Regions from separate parts of the Homo sapiens genome. Here region 2 is linked to region 1. A link is a loop called in an ENCODE intact Hi-C map of the cell type or tissue named here. Cell type or tissue: dorsolateral prefrontal cortex. All regions are shown on one strand. Links, peaks and the distances in the headings refer to the core of each region. The heading gives the core; the rest is flanking DNA.

What was found. Peaks named below come from ENCODE experiments on the same cell type or tissue, not always from the same donor. Only the 100,000 strongest peaks of a DNase experiment are listed, where the experiment ranks them.
Region 2: a loop joins it to region 1, with 5 times the contacts of the local background. A loop is called at or near these places in 52 of 110 quality-filtered maps.

What each region holds. Positions count from the first base shown.
Region 1 is chr9:124,121,778-124,131,137 of GRCh38, reverse strand. No RefSeq gene overlaps it. Among named protein-coding and RNA genes, the nearest start is that of LHX2, 110 kb to the right of the region's middle. RefSeq lists an enhancer at 8,020-8,179. In dorsolateral prefrontal cortex, for the core only: CTCF peaks have their summits at 3,942 and 4,150 (motif pointing left); DNase peaks (open chromatin) are centred at 4,137 and 4,354.
Region 2 is chr9:124,532,299-124,541,658 of GRCh38, reverse strand. It overlaps NR6A1 (nuclear receptor subfamily 6 group A member 1), which reads left to right. Exons shown (of 10, transcript NM_033334.4): 5 at 1,472-1,626; 6 at 3,340-3,567; 7 at 5,527-5,781. Among named protein-coding and RNA genes, the nearest start is that of NR5A1, 30 kb to the right of the region's middle. RefSeq lists an enhancer at 5,446-5,946. In dorsolateral prefrontal cortex, for the core only: CTCF peaks have their summits at 4,554 and 4,755 (motif pointing right); a DNase peak (open chromatin) is centred at 4,748.

The sequences.
Region 1 (9,360 bases), core at 898-8,897:
CCGGGTGGCAAAGGGCGGATGGAGTGGGGGGCGGGGTAGGGAATGTACATGACATTGGCACAAGAATAAATATGGCGCCCAACCTGCACATAGGGGACTGGTCCAGGAGCACCCAGCACTGCCTTCTATTACTCTTATTCCTAAGCCTCACATACAATTTGCATATCATTATCATATTTATCCTCAGCTCTTGCAGCAATCCTGTGTCACCTACATAGACTCCAGCATGCAGAATGACCCCAGAGGTGCGTGTACACACGAGCACATGCACCCAGGCACACGTGTCCACATGGACAGCGTCCGGCAGCACACAGGCGTGAGCCCCATGAGAAAAGCTTCACTAGTGCAGACAAGGGAAAGGAGCACCGCCCTGCAGCTCCCCAATGTGGTCCTCCATGACCCCTGGCCTCCCCTACCCTCCTGCACCACAGCCTGCCCCTGCTGGAGCCCCTTCACCCTCTCCCTCCCGTATATTTTTTCTTTGTGCCCTTTCCTGAACTCAGCTCTGCCACCAGGCTCTGCAGGAACCTTATTTTTACAGCTTCAGGGAGGAAACTCTCGGAGAGAAGGGATGGCTTTGCTAAGAGGGTAGGTGCGTAATGCCCTGAGCCACTGCCAGCCCAGTTCCCAAGGGGCAAGGTTTCCCCGCCTCAGCTGTGATGGTGGCTCTAGTCAGCCAGGACCAGCCCGGGGACTGCCCGAGGGACCTTCCTGGCAAGCTGGCTCAGTGCCACTGCCCAGTCTCCCCTCACGGACGGGAACACCCTGGGCAGGCTCTGGGCTCTGAACCCAGAAAGGTCCACAGACCAGCACCCAGGGGGAGGGATTCTGCATCAGCGATGGGGGCAGATCCCGAAATTCTCCTTGTTTGACATCTCCCTTTAGGGCAGGCAGCTCCAGGGCTTTGTTCATCTGTAAGGATCAGAGGACTTGCAGGGTGGGCTATGGGACCAAGGGGTCTACCCAGGAGGCTGGAGGGAGAGGGACTAGTCCTGGAGCTCTTGGCACCAGAGAGAGGGAGGGAGAGGGAAGACGTGGGGCTTGGGAAACAAAGGAGAGAAGCAGAGCATGTCTTATGATGGTTGAGTTGCCTGTCAGGTGCAGAGGCCAGGGAAGATCACCTCCTAGACCCACGTTCATCTTGCCCTCTTTTTTTTTTTTTTTTTTTTTTTTGAGACAGGGTCTCACTCTGTCTCCCAGGCTGGAGTGCAGTGGCATGATCTCAACGCTCTGCAACCTCTGCCTCCCGGGTTCAAGCGATTCTCCTCCATCGGCCTCCCCAGTAGCTGGGATTACAGGTGCGTGCCACCATGCCCGGCTAATTTTTTCTATTTGTAATAGAGATGGGGTTTCACCATGTTGGCCAGGCTGGTCTCAAACTCCTGACCTCAAGTGATCTGCCTGCTTCGGCCTCCTAAAGTGCTGGGATTACAGGCTTGAGCCACTGCGCCTGGCCCATCTTGCCCTGTTGTTCCTTCCTCCATCATCTCTCACCTATAAACTTGCCAAGAGAGCCAAAGGGTTCCTCCAACGCTTCCCACTAACTTCCATCCACTCAATGCTCTTCCTGGCTGTCTGACATCTGGCTGGAAAGACCCAATGTGACATCAGATGCTCCCCCTCCGGGGTCCCTTTCTTGCTCCCTCACCTCACAGCCTCCTGGGCCCCTGGGCCTCTGCCAAGAGTTGTTGACAAGATTGGGCACCTTGGAGTCCTTGTCTGTGCCAGGAGTGTCTCCTGGGAAAGCCAGGGGGCACCTTTTCTGGCACAGGGCCTGGGGAGCGGCCTCCGAGGGCTCCCCCAACACACCCACCCTCTTTCTGCTGCAGAGCAGGAATGTTGATTTCAGTGCAAATAACTCATTATTTTGCTTCCCAGACCAGAAAGCCCCACATGTGGAGTTAATTCCCCATTCTGACTTAAGGCTAGTGCCAGTCAGAACTGGGAGTTTTGCTTAATACCCACTAGGCACCATTGTTTCCATCACAGGGTTAATTAGTCCCCAAGAGCCTTGAGCCGAGGGAGGCTGCTCTGGGTGGAGAGTCCAGAGACCCAGATTTTGAATCTGCATTTGCCAACGACCATCTGCTTGAGCTTCACTAGACAAGGCCCTTTCTCTCTCCGGACCTCAGTTTTCCCATCTGCAAAATGAGCAGGTGAACCTGGATGATCACCAAAGTCCTTTCCGGCTGTCTCAAAGTTTCCGTGACATTCTGTGGTGCTGACATTCTGTAACACCCGACAACGGTCTAGCATGATGATGTTCTAAGTCATTCCATGACATTTACAGCTATCTGCAGCACTGTCTGATGACGTTGTCTTCGGAAGGTGGTCCTTGACATTCCATGACATTTACAATGATCTGCAGCATTCTATGACATCCGTTGACATTTACAAGAATTCAGAATACCCCGTGACATTCTTTGACATTCCAGAGCATTTTACGACATTCCTGGACATTCTATAGCACTCTGTGGCATTCTAGTCATGATATTCTGTGGCATTCTGTGACATTCTAAGTTTATACTATGTAGATTCATCTCTCTTCCAAGGGTCCTCCCTGGCATCACTGGAGAAGTCACATTCCCACCCAAGGACTTTTCACCCTAAAGCTCCTCCTGCCCATGCTGTGTGACCCCTCTGTGGTCAGAAGTTCTTGAACTTGGGCCTCTAGAGTCAGGCAGCCACTCCAGGATCTTGATCTGGGCTTTGGGGGTGGGGTGGAGGGAATAGCAGTCTCCCCAGGGTGTTTTGCACCTAAAGAAATAGGTTTTCCCCTCCCCCACTGCCACCAGAGTATTCTAGTAAATGGCTCTTACCTTCAGGATAAGGGTTTCCCTTGGCATAGTGTTGAGTTTAAGCATACCAGATATTTGAAAAATTTCGACCTACAGGAACAGCAATTTTATTTTATTTTATTTTTTACTTTTTTTTGAGATGGAGTCTCACTCTGTCACCCAGGCTGGAGTGCAGTGGGGTGGTCTCAGCTCACTGCAGCCTCCCCCTCCCCAGGTTCAAGCGATTCTCCTGCCTCAGCCTCCCAAGTAGCTGGGATTACAGGCACGTGCCACCACGCCTGGCTAATTTTTAGTAGAGCCAGGGTTTCACCATGTTGGCCAGGCTGGTCTTGAACTCCTGACCTCAAGTGATCCACCTGCCTTGGTCTCCCAAAGTGCTGGGATTACAGGCTTGAGCCACCATGCCTGGCCATGGGAACAGCAATTTTATGCAGTTCAACCTAATACAGCAGAAAGAATGTGGGAATTTCTTTCTGCTGTATTAGGTTGAACCATATACAATTTGGGAATCAGATGGCCCTGGGGCAAATACTGGTACTGTTATTTGTTAGCTGTGAAACTTGGGGCAACCTCACCCGGCCTCACTTTCCTCATCCATCAATGGAGATAATCATGGGTTGTTTTTCAAGGGTTTGTAGAGGACTCAGGGAAATGCCGAGGGTGAAGAGGAACGCCTAGGGTCTGGAACAGAATAAGAAGGCTCAGGATCTTTCTTCCTCCTTTTTCCCTTTTCCCTTCCCTTTTTCCCCTTCTCTTCCCTCCTTTTTCCCCATTCTCCCTTTCCCTAGAACAACAGTGAAACAATCCATGAGCAAAATGGCGCCAGCTGAAAAAGAGAGCCTGGGCATGGGTCTTGGCTGCTTCCTCCTTGCTGTTCAGCCTGGAGGATGCAGTTCTGTTCTGTGGGCCTCAGTGTTCCCATCTGTAGAATGGGCTGGAAGACCATGAGATCAACTAGGAAGACCCTTCCGGCTCTGATGGTCTGGGCTTCCCCAGCTGGGGGAACAGAAGGATGACAGAACAAGGAATCTTGAAGTCTGGTCGGGCAAGAATTGGGGAGCAAGGGGGTCACCATAGATAGTCTTTGAGGACAGGGCACTAGAAAGTGGCTTAAAGTCAGTGGAGGAGGCGAGACCTGAAGAAGTGCTTCTTTCTAAGCTTTGAGGGATGATGACTTGGTTGTAATGCTGCTGCTCCATAGAGTTTTAGAACGACCCCGTAGATCTCCGCTAACGAGGGTGGGCAGGTGCCCCACCGGGTGGGCCGCATCCTCTCCAGCCCTCCAGGCCCCCGCGGGAAGGACCCAGGCTGCTGTGGAAACCTTAAGAGACTGCGCCCCCTGGTGTCAGAACGCTGTCATTGCAGCATGGGACTTCCAGCCTGGGGAGGCAGCTTCTCACCTGCAGACGAGGGCTCCACCCTAGCCAGCAAGTTTCTTTCCAAGAGGAGGCTGGGGAGCAGCGCTTGGGAAGAAAGTGGCTTAAGTTGGGTCAAGCCTGTAGGGCTGAAGGCTGGTAAGGACCCTTCATTAACCTCTTGAGCAAATATTTATTGAGAACCTACTATGTGCCCGGCAGTGCGTTGGGCCCTTGGATCCAGCTTTGAACAAGACAAAGCCCTTGCTTGGCAAGGAGCCCACACAATCCAGGGCTCTCGGACTGGCTGAGGACCTGCTATGTGCCCAGGTCTTATCCCCCAGACTCTTCAAAGCAACTGTGGAGGCGAGAATTATCATCTCCATTTTATTTATTTATATTATTTTATTTTTTGAGACTGAGTCTCACTCTATTGCCCAGGCTGGAGAGCAGTGGTGCGATCTTGGCTCACTGCAACCTCTCTCTCCCAGGTTCAAGCAATTCTCCTGCCTTAGCCTCCTGAGTAGCTGGGATTACAGGTGCGCGCCACCATGCCCAGATAATTTTCGTATTTTTAGTAGAGACGGGGTTTCACCATGTTACCCAGGCTGATCTCAAACTCCTGACCTCAGTTGATCCGCCCACCTCGGCCTCCCAAAGTGCTGGGATTACAGGTGTGAGCCACCGTGACTGGCCTCATCTCCATTTTACAGGTGGGGGAACTGAGGCCTGAGGCCACACAAGTGTAAGGGGCAGAGCTGGGATCTGGACCATCAGACTTGGATCTGGGCCATCCAGAGTATCCCATCACACAAGGTTCATGTAGCAGAAATCACCTGCCCCTCCAAGCAAGTCACTTGCCTCCTCTGGGACACGGAGCCAGTGAGGTGCCTGGAGGATTACACAAGGTAGGGGGTGTCCTGATGCCCTTGCCCTGTGTCCAGGGAGACCTCCTTCCAAAGAGTGGGGGTTGCTCTCTGGAAGTGGGCATCCTGGGGCTCCGGGCATTGTTCTCATTGTCTGGCCCTCCTCTTTGTCTCTGGAGTATCCTGGGCTCGCTTCTCCCCCGGCAGAGCCAAGGGCCAGCTGCCTGGAGAGCAGGACCTGCCGGCCGCAGGCTCATTAGAGCCCTCGCAGACGCCCCTCTACCGGGACTCCCCACCCAGGGTCTGAGGGGGAGTTTGACACGAGTCTAAAAATAGCTGCTGTTTTGTTCCTTTGTTGGAGGGGAGGGGCTGGCAGAGGGATTCGGGCTCCTCTTAATGACCGACCCACCAAGAACAAAGGCTTTTCTTTGCGTTGGCTCTGCTTCCAGCAGCAGCAGGCCCCCGGCTCCAGTATCATCCTTGGGGCTCAAGTGGAACCCAAGCTGCTCCTGAAGAGCCAGCTTGAGGGCAAAGGCAGGCCCAGGCCTCTGACCAGGGCAGCCCCAGCCCAGGCTGACCGGCGGGCACATGGTGGGCAGTGGGGTCTGTGGGCAGGGCTCTGCAGGGGAGGGGTCTGCCTGTGACACTGTTTGTGATGTCAGACCCCCTGGCAAGGCTGGGGGCGGCAAGCATGGGACGGCAAATGACTGTGCGTGGCTGGTTGCAGGCAGGTGACTCTGTGGGATTGTGTGTGACTGTGCCTGGGACACTGCGTGGCTGTGTGCAGGCAACACCATGAGGGACTGTGTGGACGCTGCTGTGGAAATTGCATGACTGTGCCTGTGACACTGCGATGGGACTGGGCGTGAGCAGGTGAGGTCGTGAGTGACTGCGTGGCTGTGCAGGTGACAGCATGAGTGAGTGTTGGCTGTGCATAGTGAGACTCGCTAATGGGCAGGTGACGTTGTATGTGTTGGATTGACATGGGGTGATGGGGCTGATGGTACAGGGAACATTCTATGTGACTCTGTGACTGTATTGGTGACACTGGGAGGTGGGGCTAACTGTGCAGGTGACATTGCAAGTGGCCCTGGGACTGTGTGCAGGTGATCATGACTAAACCATTGTCAGGAAACTGGCAGATCTCAGAGCCCATCAGGCGCCTGGAACAGCTTCCGGCCCTCTTCTCACCTCCCCTTCTGTGGGGCAGCTCATGGGGCCCTCCCTTGGATGGCTCCTCCTGCCTCGCCTGCTGCTCACCTGCCACCTGTGTCTCTAGGCGTCCCTCTCTGCATCATCGGGTTCAGGGTATAAGGCCTCCAACCACCCAGCACGGGAGCTGCACTTGGGAGAATGACTGGAGCAAAAGCAAATGCATGACACTCCTGCTGGGACCTGCCCAGGAGAAAGGAGGCCAGAGGGGAGCCCGGGGGTGGCTGGGAGGGCTGCAGCTTGATCTGTAATGTTTGGTTCATTTTTAAAAGGGAGAACACATGCCTGTATATTTGCTGTGAATCTAGGTGGAATGATTATGTGTGATTATTATACTATTCTCTTGATTTTTCTGAATTTCTAATCTTTCAAAATAATGAACAAAAGCAAAACATGCTGATGATAGGATTTGTTATACACAAAAGTTAACATTGACTTCGTGTCAGGTGCTGATCTGAATGCTTTACATGGGTTATTTCACTGAATATTTACCGTTGTCCTAGGAAGGAGGTCCTATTGCCATCCCCCATTGTATAGATGGGGAAACTGAGGCTCAGAGGGATTTATTAACTTGCCCTCCAACACACAGCAGGTAAGTTGTGGATCCAGGATTCCTAACCCAGACCTGCCTACCCAACGATCATTTTCAGACGTATTCCTCCACCACCTGATACTTTCTTCTTCTCTCTCCCCCTTCAATGCTTTTAGCAAAAAAAGAGAGATAAATACATTTTTAAAAATAAAAACAAAACCAATAGAGTAAAAAATCTCTCTCTAGGAGTAATCACTGTTATCAATTGATCATAGATCCTTTCAGATGTTTTCTATTTACATGTGCATGTGTTTGTGTGTGTGTGTGTGTGTGTGTGTGTGTAGCTCGCAAGATCACAAATGTTATTCACATTACAACTTGGAAATGTGGATAAATGTTGTTTCTTTATTTTGTCTTCTTGAGCCCCACAACCATTGGCCAGTGGGAACAATAGGACACTTTCCCCTATGTGTGGATTCCATTTGTCCAGTCCAATCATCTAAACTGGTCCTTCTTGTAGTTCCTGATCTCCCCAGATAGCTCCCTTGTCTCGCTTCTCTCCAGTGGTTGTGCCTGGATGCTTAAGGGGAAGTGTGGCTTAGGTGGCTGTATTAGTCCATTCTTATGCTGCTATGAAGAAATACCCAAGACTGGGTAATTTATAAAGAAAAGAGATTTAATTGACTCACAGTTCTACATGGCTGGGAGGCCTCAGGAAACTTACAATCATGGTGGAAGACACCTCTTCACAGGGTGGCAGGAGAGAGAATGAGAGCTGAGTGAAGAGAGTAAAAGCCATTTATAAACCATCACCACCATGATTCCATTACTTTCCACCGGCTCCCTCCCATGACACTTGGGGATTATGAGAACTATAATTCAAGATGAGATTTGAGTAGGGACACAGCCAAAACATATCAGTGGCCTTGTGTGGGGGAGGGAGAGTTGGGGCCATAGGCTCAGAGTCACCATCTGCCTTCTCTGGCCTCTGGGACTGTGTCCCTCTCCCTGGTTGCCATGTGCCCTACAAGTGTTCAGACTGAAGGCTGAGGCTACTGTAATTTCTCATCCTCCATCCAGGCCATAGCCCAAAAGCCCCACCCAGATTCCCTCTGGCCTGAAGTCACCCTCTCTTGCCTCACAGTGGCCCTGGCTCTTACCACTGCCTCTACACGACACAGGAAAGCTTCAAGTCTCCCAAAGTGCTGGGATTATGGGTGTGAGCCACTGTGACTGGCCTACTTCATTTTTTTTTAATAGTGCTACAGTATACCAGAGTATAGATATACCAAAATTTAGTCATCCATATTTCCTCTGAACAACACAGGAAAGCTTCGAGTCTCCCTCTGCTGGCTGCCACTGCTACTAGGGGGGTGCTGAGCCAAGAGTCCCATGTGTTAATAATCAACCCTCATAATAAATCAACCCAAAATGTAATGGCTTCAAACAGCAGTCATCATGTAATATCTCTCCTGATTCCTCTGAGTTGGGAATTTGGTGAGGGGGAATTGGCTGGGCAGTTCTGGCGGAGTTGCTCCTGAGATTTTAGTAAGATGTCAGCAGGGCTGCAAATGATCTGCAGGTTGGACTGGGCTGGAGGATCCATTTTAAGTTGGCTCCTCATATTTCCGGCAAGCTAGCATGGGCTATCATCTCCTCTCTATGGGGGCCTCTCCATAGAGCAACTTGAGCTTCCTCACAGCATGGTATCTGGGATCCAAGAGTGAGCATCCTAAGAGAACCAGACAGAAGCTACGTTATCCTGATGACATAGTCTTGAGGTTACATAACATCACTTCTGCCATATTCTGGCCACAAGGGTGAACCCTGACTCAGTGCAACAGAGGACTGTCAAGCACTGTCTAGGGTGTGAGATTTTACCCTACTTGCAAGCTAACAAGTTAGCCTGCCACAGCTTCATGGATGCTGGTAGAAGACATGAGGCTCCAGGGTCTGACACAAAGGACAGGTCATGACTCACAGCAATAGCAGCAGCCAGAGTATCAGCATTTTCTCATTGGTTTCCAAGCCTAAATTCCCACATATCAACATGAAGAGCCCCAGAAATCCTGGGAACACACAGTGGACTGTGTCACAGGAGAGGAACCCCGAGTTTAGGAAGCCCAAGCCCTCTCTAATGGGCAGTGAGCATGCCTGCTTTTGGCTCTAGAGGGAGAGACTCTGCCTGTCTTCCAAGGCTGTTTGCATCAGAAAGAAATTATCCAAAGATGCCACAAAACATGGGCTGTGGTAGCCAGACTTCAAGATGGCCATTATTGGTCACCTTCTTGGGTAGTCCCTGTTGCAACACAATTCCCCATGAAGCTTGCTATAGATTTAATTATGTCCCTCCAAATTCATATGTTGGAGTCCTAACCCCCAGTGTGACTGTATTTGAAGGCAGGGCTTTCTGGAGGTAATTAAGGTTAAATGAGATCAGAAGGATGGGGCCCTAATCCAACCAGATTGGCGGCCTTATGAGAAGAAGAAGCAATCTCTCTCTCATTCTCTCTTCCCACCATGTGAGGACACAGTGAGAAGGTGGCCATCTGCAAGCCAGGAAGAGAGCCCTCACCAGCAACCAAATTGTCTGGCAC
Region 2 (9,360 bases), core at 552-8,551, 410 kb before region 1:
CATATGGTGTTTCTATTTTTAACTTTTAGAGGAACCTCCATGCTGTTTTCCATAGTGGTTGCACCGTTTTACATTCCCACTAACAGTGCACAAGGGTTTCCATTTCTTCACATCCTTACCAGCACTTGTTATTTTCTGGACTGGTTTTTTGTTTGTTTGTTTGTTTGTTTTGGGGTTTTTTTGTTGTTGTTGTGTTCTTTTACATACAACAGACATAACAGGTGTGAGGTAATATCTTCAAGTTTTGATTTGTATTTTCCTGATGATAAGTGATATTGAGCATCTTTTTATATACCTATTGGTCATTTGTCTTCTTTGGAGAAATGTCTGTTCAAGTTTCTTGTTCATTTTTCAGTGGGTTTTGTTTTGTTTTTTTTCTGTTCCTGAGTTATGGGAGTTCCTTGTATGTTGTGGATGTTGACCCCTTATCAAATGTATGATAATATATTCTCCCATTTCATAGGTTATCTTTTTACCCTGTTGATTGTTTCCTTTGTTGCACAGAAGCTTTTTAGTTTAATGTAGTCACACTTGGCTGTTTTTGTTCTGTTGTCTGTACTTTTGGTGTTGTATCCAAGAAATCACTGGCAAGACCAGTTTTATGAAGATTTTCCCCTGTGTTTTCTCCAAGGAGTTTTATAGTTTTAGGTCTTACATTTAAATATTTAATCTATTTTGAGGTTGACTTCTGTGAACGGTATAAGGGGTCGATGTCTTTTGGGGGCTGGGGGCGGGGCATGTGGATGTAGTTTTCCCAGCACTATTTGTTGAAGAGAGTATCCAAAATGTGGTGGTAGAAAGCCTCACAAAGGACATGACATTTGGGGTTTTTTGTTTGGTTTTGTTTTGTCTTCTTTTAAGACAGGGTCTTGCTCTGTCACCCAGGCTGGGGTGGGTTAGTGCAATCATGGCTCACTACAGCCTCAATCTTCTGAGCTTAGGCCAGAATCTCCTGCCTCAGTCTCCAGAGTAGGTAGGACTACAGGCATGCACCACCAGGCCCAACTAATTTTTCTATTTTTTGTAGAGACGGGTTTCACCGTGTTGTCCAGGCTGGTCTTGAACTCCTGGAACTCCCAAAGTTTTGGGATTACAGGCATGAGCCACCATGCCTGGCAAGAGGTGACATTTGAATTGAATCTTAAAGGGCAAGTAGGAGATTGTCATTGAGGAGTGGTGTTTCAGGGTTAGGAAAGAATAGCCTCAAGGACAAAAAGGAGTTGAAAGAACCTTGAGGCTTCACGGCTTGAGAGTAGTGTAAATGAGCAGGAGGAAGGCCACGAAGGGCCATGGTGCCAGTAGGAAGGAAGCCACGCCGTCCTAAGATTAGTGAGAGGCCCGGAATATGGGGATGGAGGAGAGGGAACCTAGGTTTCTGGGAAATCCTATGAGATTTAAATAAGCTCTCAGTCCTGAAGAAAGAGCAAGTGTCCTGAGCACCCATCTAACATGTCTCAATTCCTTGTCAAAGATATCGGAAGAAGAAATCGAAAGGATCATGTCTGGGCAGGAGTTTGAGGAAGAGGCCAATCACTGGAGCAACCATGGTGATAGTGACCACAGTTCCCCTGGGAACAGGGCTTCGGAGAGCAACCAGCCCTCACCAGGCTCCACACTGTCTTCCAGGTGAGCTTTAAGGCAAACCCATGGTCATCATCTAGGGATCCCCCACCAAAGGGAGAGCTACAGAAAACCTCTGGCTGAGTATCCCTGCCAGGCTGTCTCAGCCATTGTACTGTTGCTCCCTCAGACTCTTGGAGTAGGGGTCAGGAAGATTAAAAACAGTGTTTCCCAGCCCCTTTTATGCTAAAGACCTTGAAAATGTCAGTGGTCTCTTCTGCAGACTGATAAAGTGCTATAGCTTCTATCCATGCCCGTGCATTCTTCACCTAACAGAATAACATTTTAAATGTTGCCATTTTCCCTCATTTATTTTATCACTGAAATAAACCTTTTTGACAGTTTTGAATTAAACTGTAATTTCTCTGCCTCACAAGAGTCAATGTTTTTCACTTTATAAATTTTAAGAAACATTGAAGGCTTTTTAAGCCAGTCAAATTTGCTGCTATCAGAGAATACAAACTTAGAAACTCTTGGTTCAAGCATATCTTTAGTTAGTTGTCGAGTGTGAAATAGATCCTTCAGCTATTAGGGAAGCTTTCCTTTCCCCAGAAACCTTTCTTATAGGATATGGATTGACAAACTTTTTCTGCAAAGGCCAGATAGTAAATATTTTCAGCTTTCCGGGCCTAATGGTTTGGATCTCAGCTTCTCCATTCTGCCTTTGTAGTGTGAAAACAGCTATGGCCATGGACATTATGTGAACCAGTGAGCATGGCTGTGTTCCAAAATAGGCAGTGGGCTGGATTTAGCTTGCAAGCCAAAGTTTGCCAACCCCAGTTATAGGAGATACATTTAGGCAAAAGCTGGAAGATTTTTTTTTTTCTTAAGAGATGCCAGGCATGGTGGCTCACATCTGTATTCCCAGCACTTTGGGAGGTCAAGGTGGGTAGATTGCTTAAGTCCAGGAGTTCAAGACCAGCCTAGGCAACATGGCAAGACTCTGTCTTTTTTTGTTGTTGTCGTTGTTAATTAAATACTTTTTTTTTTAAAAAAAGAGATGGAGTCTTGCTATGTTGCCCAGGCTTGTCTCAAATTCCTAGCCTTAAGTGATCCTTCCACCTCAGCCTCCCAAGTAGCTGAAACTGTAGGTGCACACCACTGTGGCTGGCTTAGGTTTTTTTTTTTTTTTTAATTAGTTGACAGAGTGGTTAGCTTTCTCCAAGAAAGGAAAGGAAGGCAAAAATCTACCTTTGTCTTCATATTTAATTAAAGCTTTTATCCCATTCAGGTGCCCCTTCGTTTGTTCTTTCCTTGGACTATTTAGGGGGTTGTTGCCACATGCCGGGTTCCTTGCTAGATGCTGGATTTGTTTTGTGGCCTAGCCAGGACTTAGCCTGTCTGTGCCTTAGTTTTCCTAGCAGTATTATAATATAAATACCTACTTTGTCATCATAGTCTACAAGTATCTGTTAAAAAACTGTCCAGACATGGCACCTATACAAAGAATTCATTCAACCAATATTTATTCATTACCTACTCTGCCATGCACTGAGTGTCCAGTGGCGACCCCAACATTCATATACCCATAGAGTCTTTGTCTTACAGATGGGAATCTAGTAGGAGAGACATGAATTTAACTATTAATTATGCCCCCTGGCTTGATGAAGACACATACCTCATGTTCAAAGAATACCTAAAGTCACCTTCTGGCTCACTTCCTTTGAGTAATTACTAGACTTGCCATGGCTCTGTTTGACGCAAGACTTTTCTCTCCAGTAGGTCTGTGGAACTGAATGGATTCATGGCCTTCAGGGAACAGTACATGGGAATGTCTGTGCCTCCACATTACCAATATATACCGCACCTTTTTAGCTATTCTGGCCACTCACCACTTCTGCCCCAACAAGCTCGCAGCCTGGATCCCCAGTCATACAGTCTGATTCACCAGCTGTTATCAGCCGAGGACCTGGAACCATTGGGCACGCCCATGTTGATTGAAGATGGGTGAGTGAGCTCCGCCCTTCTTGGCCCCTTGCAGTCTCAAAGTGTCCCTACCCCACACCCACTCGCGTCCCTGGCTCCTATACCCGTGGCTTCAGAATGAGTTGGGGGGATAATGACTCAAGTGTCAGGGGACAAATCTGTGCTTATCTTTGAAACCAGTGATCCCTTATTTTTTCCTTAAGCATCCTTTCTCATAGAGTTGAGGTTACTTTCCAGTTCCTATGGAATTGAGATAGAAGGGCCTTTGATTCTGCTTGGGCCTAGGTAAGCCAGGTGCTGGGATGGGTCAGAGCACTTCCATGCTAGAGATGAGCAGTAATTCTGGGAATAGTTATATATCGGATATAGGCTCCTTCACAAAGCCCTGGCTGGTTGTAGCCTGTCTGCACCCCTCACCAGCATCCCCATGGCTAGCCTGGTGGCATGTGACCACTTTAAGTGCAGGCTTGAGTGGGTAGAAGGAGTATTCTTTCAGTCTTTAGTCACTTCTACCTGAGGAGATAACAGTTCAGCCTTCGGGCCTACCCATTGCTGCATCCATTACTCCTTTGGCCTAGAGCATAAACGATTTGAGTGTTATCAAGCTTAGACCTCCCAGGAAGGTATCCTGAGATTTCTTAAGCTAGTCTCCAGTTTCAGAAGAGGAGATTAAAATATCTACCCACAAGGAGGTCACACAAACCCTTTGTAAATCTAGATGTAGGAAGCCGGGCGTGGTGGCTCATGCCTGTAATCCCAGCACTTTGGAAGGCCTAGGTGGGCGGATCACCAGGTCACGAGTTCCAGACGAGCTGGCCAACATGGTGAAACCCCGTGTGTACTAAAAATACAAAAATTAGCTGGGTGTGGTGGCACACGCCTGTAATCGCAGCTACTCAGTAAGCTGAGGCAGGAGAATTGCTTGAACCCAGGAGGTGGAGGTTGCAGCGAGCTGAGGTTGCGGTGAGCCGAGATTGCGCCACTGCACTCCAGCTCTGGGTGACAGAGTGAGACTCCGTCTCAAAAAAAAAAAAAAAAAAAATTTAGATGTGGGAGTGTGAGGAAAAGTCTTGGCAAGGGGCCTTGAGAGGAAGAAAGCTGAAACTCTTGGGTCTGTGAGTCTGTGGTCTCAAAGCCGGCTTTTATTCCAGTTTTAGCTTAAAGGAAAGGCTGAGCAATGCTGGTTCCTGAACTCACCACCAGGGGGTGGAGTGAGAGCAGAAAAATCTTCTGAACTTGTTCTCTTTCCTTCAGTGGTCTGGACGCGAGGCTTATTTTTGTGCCAGTTCCTTTGTTAGGTGGGCATCAGATCCACCCCATTAGAGTTCCATTGCCAGAACTTGAACAGGAGTGACTTGGATTTTCTCTAAGACATGGAACATTAGAGAACACCAACAATAAAAGTCATATTCCCTGACAATTGGACACATTTCTTTTTTTTTTTTTTTTAGACAGAGTCTTGCTCTGTCACCCAGGCTGAAGTGCATTAGCGCAATCTCAGCTCACTGCAATCTCCGCCTCTCAGGTTCAAGTGATTCTTCTGCCTCTGCCTCAGCCTCCCGAGTAGCTGGGATTACAGGCATGTGCTACCACGCCCGGCTAATTTTTGTATTTTTAGTAGAGATGGGGTTTCACCATGTTGGCCAGGCTGGTCTCGAACTCCTGAACTCAAGTGGCCTCCAAGTGCTGGGATTACAGTCATGAGCCATTGCACCCAGCCAATTGCACACATTTCTAAGTCTCCTTTCCCCTTAGCAGCCTTTCCTCACCAGACCCGCCTCTCCAGCCCTGAACTTGCTGCTGGCCTCAGCCTTCCCCCTTTATCAGAAAATCACACTGAATGGAACTGGAGACCCGTGGGCATGGAGCAAGGAGCCCATTGCCAGGGTCCCTTTGTGCCCTTGGGACTACCTTCTCTCTGTACCCTTATCCTCACCCTCTGACCAATGGAAGTGACTTTCCCCTGTCCCTGCCCCTCAGATACGCTGTGACACAGGCAGAACTATTTGCCCTGCTTTGCCGCCTGGCCGACGAGCTGCTCTTTAGGCAGATTGCCTGGATCAAGAAACTGCCTTTCTTCTGCGAGCTCTCAATCAAGGATTACACGTGCCTCTTGAGCTCTACGTGGCAGGAGCTAATCCTGCTGTCTTCCCTCACCGTTTACAGCAAGCAGATCTTTGGGGAACTGGCTGATGTCACTGCCAAGTACTCGCCCTCCGATGAAGAACTACACAGGTGAGGCCTCCTGGCTGGGGAGGAAATACCAAACAACCAAACAATTGTCATCCCTGTAAGGCAGAGTTGCCTGGCCCTTCAGAGGATAGGCACTACACCTCATAGGCCTGGATTTGAATCCTCACTCTGCCACTGACTAGATTTGTGACCTTGGCCAAGTCTCTGATCCTCAGGTTCTGAACTGGTAAAATGGGGTGATAACACAATTTCCCCAGTAAGATGGTTGTTAGGAATACATTTTATGCATTCAAGCTTAGCAGAATGCTAAGCTGTAATTTTTTTTAAATTAATTTATTTTTTGAGACAGAGTCTCATTCTGTCGCCCAGGCTGGAATGTAGTGGCGCAGTCTTGGCTCACTGCAACTCTTGCCTCCCGGGTTCAAGTGATTCTCCTGCCTCAGCCTCCCAAGTAGTTGGGATTACAGGTGCCTGCCACCACACCTGGCTAATTTTTGTATTTTTAGTAGAGACGAGGTTTCACCATGTTGGCGAGACTGGTCTCAAACTGTTGACCTCAAGTGATCTACCCGTCTCAGCCTCTCAAAGTGCTGGGATTACAGGTGTGAGCCACTGCACCCAGCTGATCTTTATTATACTTGGATTACTGAGATAACGCATCCAGGAAAAATAAAAATATAAATTCTGCCTACAAGGCAAGAGAGGCTCTGAACTGGAGTTTACAATCCAAGAAAGAGACCTAGGGGTCATTTTGGTGCCTATAGTGTGCCAGGCATTAGGCTAGATTTTTTTTTTTGAGACGGTGTCTGGCTCTGTCACCCAGGCTGGAGTGCAGTGGTGCAATCTTGGCTCACTGCAAGCTCCGCCTCCCGGTTTCATGCCATTCCCCTGCCTCAGCCACCCAAGTAGCTGGGACTATAGGGGCCCGCCACCACGCCCGGCTAATTTTTTGTATATTTAGTAGAGATGGGGTTTCACCGTGTTAGCCAGGATAGTCTCGGCCTCCCGACCTCATGATCCGCCTGCCTTCCAAAGTGCTGGGATTACAGGCGTGAGCCACTGCGCCCGGTCTAGACTAGATATTTTTAATTGTCTTCTTTCTTTCTCGCAGCCTCCAGCCTTATAGGTGGTGTTGTGCCTATTTTATAGATGAGAAAACTGAAATTCAGAGAGACTTTCCCATAAGGGTTTGGGATTTGAATCCAGAGCCTTAGATTTGAGCATATGCCTGCCTGCCTGAAAAGCTTAGGTTCTTTGACTCCGTCTGAGATGTGGTGAGATGTTGAAAGGATAGGACTAAAAGACTGAGCTATTCTCTTTGTCATTTTCTGGCATAAAATTTTATCCCAGCTGTCCAGTATCCTTAAAACCTCCCTGTCCAGAGTGGGTTGTCTCCCTGCTGTTCTGGGGCCTGTCCAAGCACACTTTTTACTCATTTACTCTGCAGACCTGGAGCACAGGGTGACCATATTTTCTGACCCCTAAAATCAAGACAGATGATCTGCTGAGATGACTTTCTGCCTTGTTAATCCATATGAAAAGTCTTATAGCCAGGCACGTGGCTCATGCCTGTAATCCCAGCACTTTGAGAGGCCGAGGCAGGTGGATCACCTGAGGTTGGGAGTTCGAGACCAGCCTGACTGACATGGAGAACCCCTGTCTCTACTAAAAATACAAAAATTAGCCAGGTGTGGTGGCGCATGCCTGTAATCCCAGGTACTTGGGAGGCTGAGGCAGGAGAATCGCTTGAACCTGGTAGGTGGAAGTTGCAGTGAGCTGAGATTGTGCCATTGCACTCCAGCCTGGGCGACAAGAGCGAAACTCCGTCTCAAAAAAAAAAAAAAAAAGTCTTATAATGCTTAGTTTGTATTTAAATAGACATTTCAATAAATGACCTTTATTGGCCAATTCAAAATACTGGAAGTCATGGGATTCCAGGGCACCAAGAAGGAGAAAAGAAAAGGTGCCCCTGGCCGGGTGCGGTGGCTCACCCCTGTAATCCCATCACTTTGAGAGGCTGAGGCAGGCAGATCACGAGGTCAGGAGATTGAGACCATCCTGGCTAACATGGTGAAACCCCGTCTCTACTAAAAATACAAAAATTAGCCGGGCATGGTGGCGGGCGCCTGTAGTCCCAGCTGCTTGGGAGGCTGAGACAGGAGAATGGCGTGAACCCAGGGAGGTGGAGCTTGCAGTGAGCCAAGTTTGCACCACTGCATTCCAGCCTGGGCGACAGAGCGAGACTCCGTCTCAAAAAAAAAAAAGGTGCCCCTATCCATGAAAGTTGGAGAGGGGAAAGTAGCAGCCCTTACACTTTCTTCACAGAACTGGGATCCATCTCCCCCTCCCACCCAGTTGTGGCATAAAGACAAGCCAAGACTCAGGAAGAGCACAGTGCTCCAAGACCTGCAAGGGCCCTTTGCACAGCTAGGGGAGGGAGGAGTCAGCTTGCTGACTCTCTCTACTTGTTTTCTAATATTTCCTTATTAATGATGCTTACTGGCTTCAGGGTGATCTGTAAATGACAGAGTTTTGAACCCAGCTGACACTCTGTCTGGTAAATAGAGCTATCTGATTTTGCAGTTGACCTAACCCCTTGTCCAGAGACTCTAATTCATTGTTTCCATCAAATTCCTGTCTCCTGCTCCATAACTCTGCTCCATAGGGGTGTTTGGATAGCAGTCAGCCTGCTCTGATGCTGTCAGGGTTTGCAGAGCTGGCCCAAGGATCCCAGCCTCTCTGGGTGCCTGGAATCTACCAGTTCGGCCTGGGACTACAGGATCAGCCTTTGGACTCCACTTCCAAGTAATGGGTTTGCCCAGGCCCTCTGCAGGCAGGCAGGGGTCACTGGCAGTACAGGGTTCTCTGGCTTTGAGCTTCATAATGCATCCCATCTCACTGTAGCCAGTCCCTTAAGCCCCAAGACCAAGGCAGAAGTCAGTAACAGCAGAAGTAGTGAGGAAACTTTTCCTTCCTTGGTAGGAATTTTTCTCATCAAGGAGGATCTAAAGCTGTACCGTCCACTACAGTAGCCACTAGCCTCATTTGGCTTTTAAAATGTAAATTTATTAAAATTAGAAATTTAGTTCTCATTTGCACCAGCCACATTTCAAGTGCTCAGTAGCCACGTGGCGAGTGGCTACTAGTACAAATAAAGATCATTTTTATCATCACATAAAGTTTTATTGAGCGTTGCTGTCTTTAGAACATGTGTTGCTGCTGAGCTGTCAAGTGGCTTCTGAGAATAGGAATGGATTTGTTGTTAGGACTCTACTGTGGAATCCATCGATGCAAAAATAACAGTTAAACTTCAACATGTTAGTTCTGATTCCATGGCCATTTACTGAGTATCATGTGTTTTGTGGGGAGGAAGCTGGGATCACAGGTGATGCAGACATGGTTTCTGACTCAGAGTCCCTATCCTTGATTTAGTGGACTGGGAGGCAAAAAGAAGCAGATACAGCTTACAGTGCAGGGTTGTGTTGGTGGAGATGGCGGGGCATCCGAAGAGAACTGTACAAGCATAGACCAAGGAGTGAGTACGTCTGTTCACAGGGTCAGGGAAGACTTACCAGAGGAACAGACATTTGAGCTGCACCTTGAAGTGGGAATTTCTAGGAA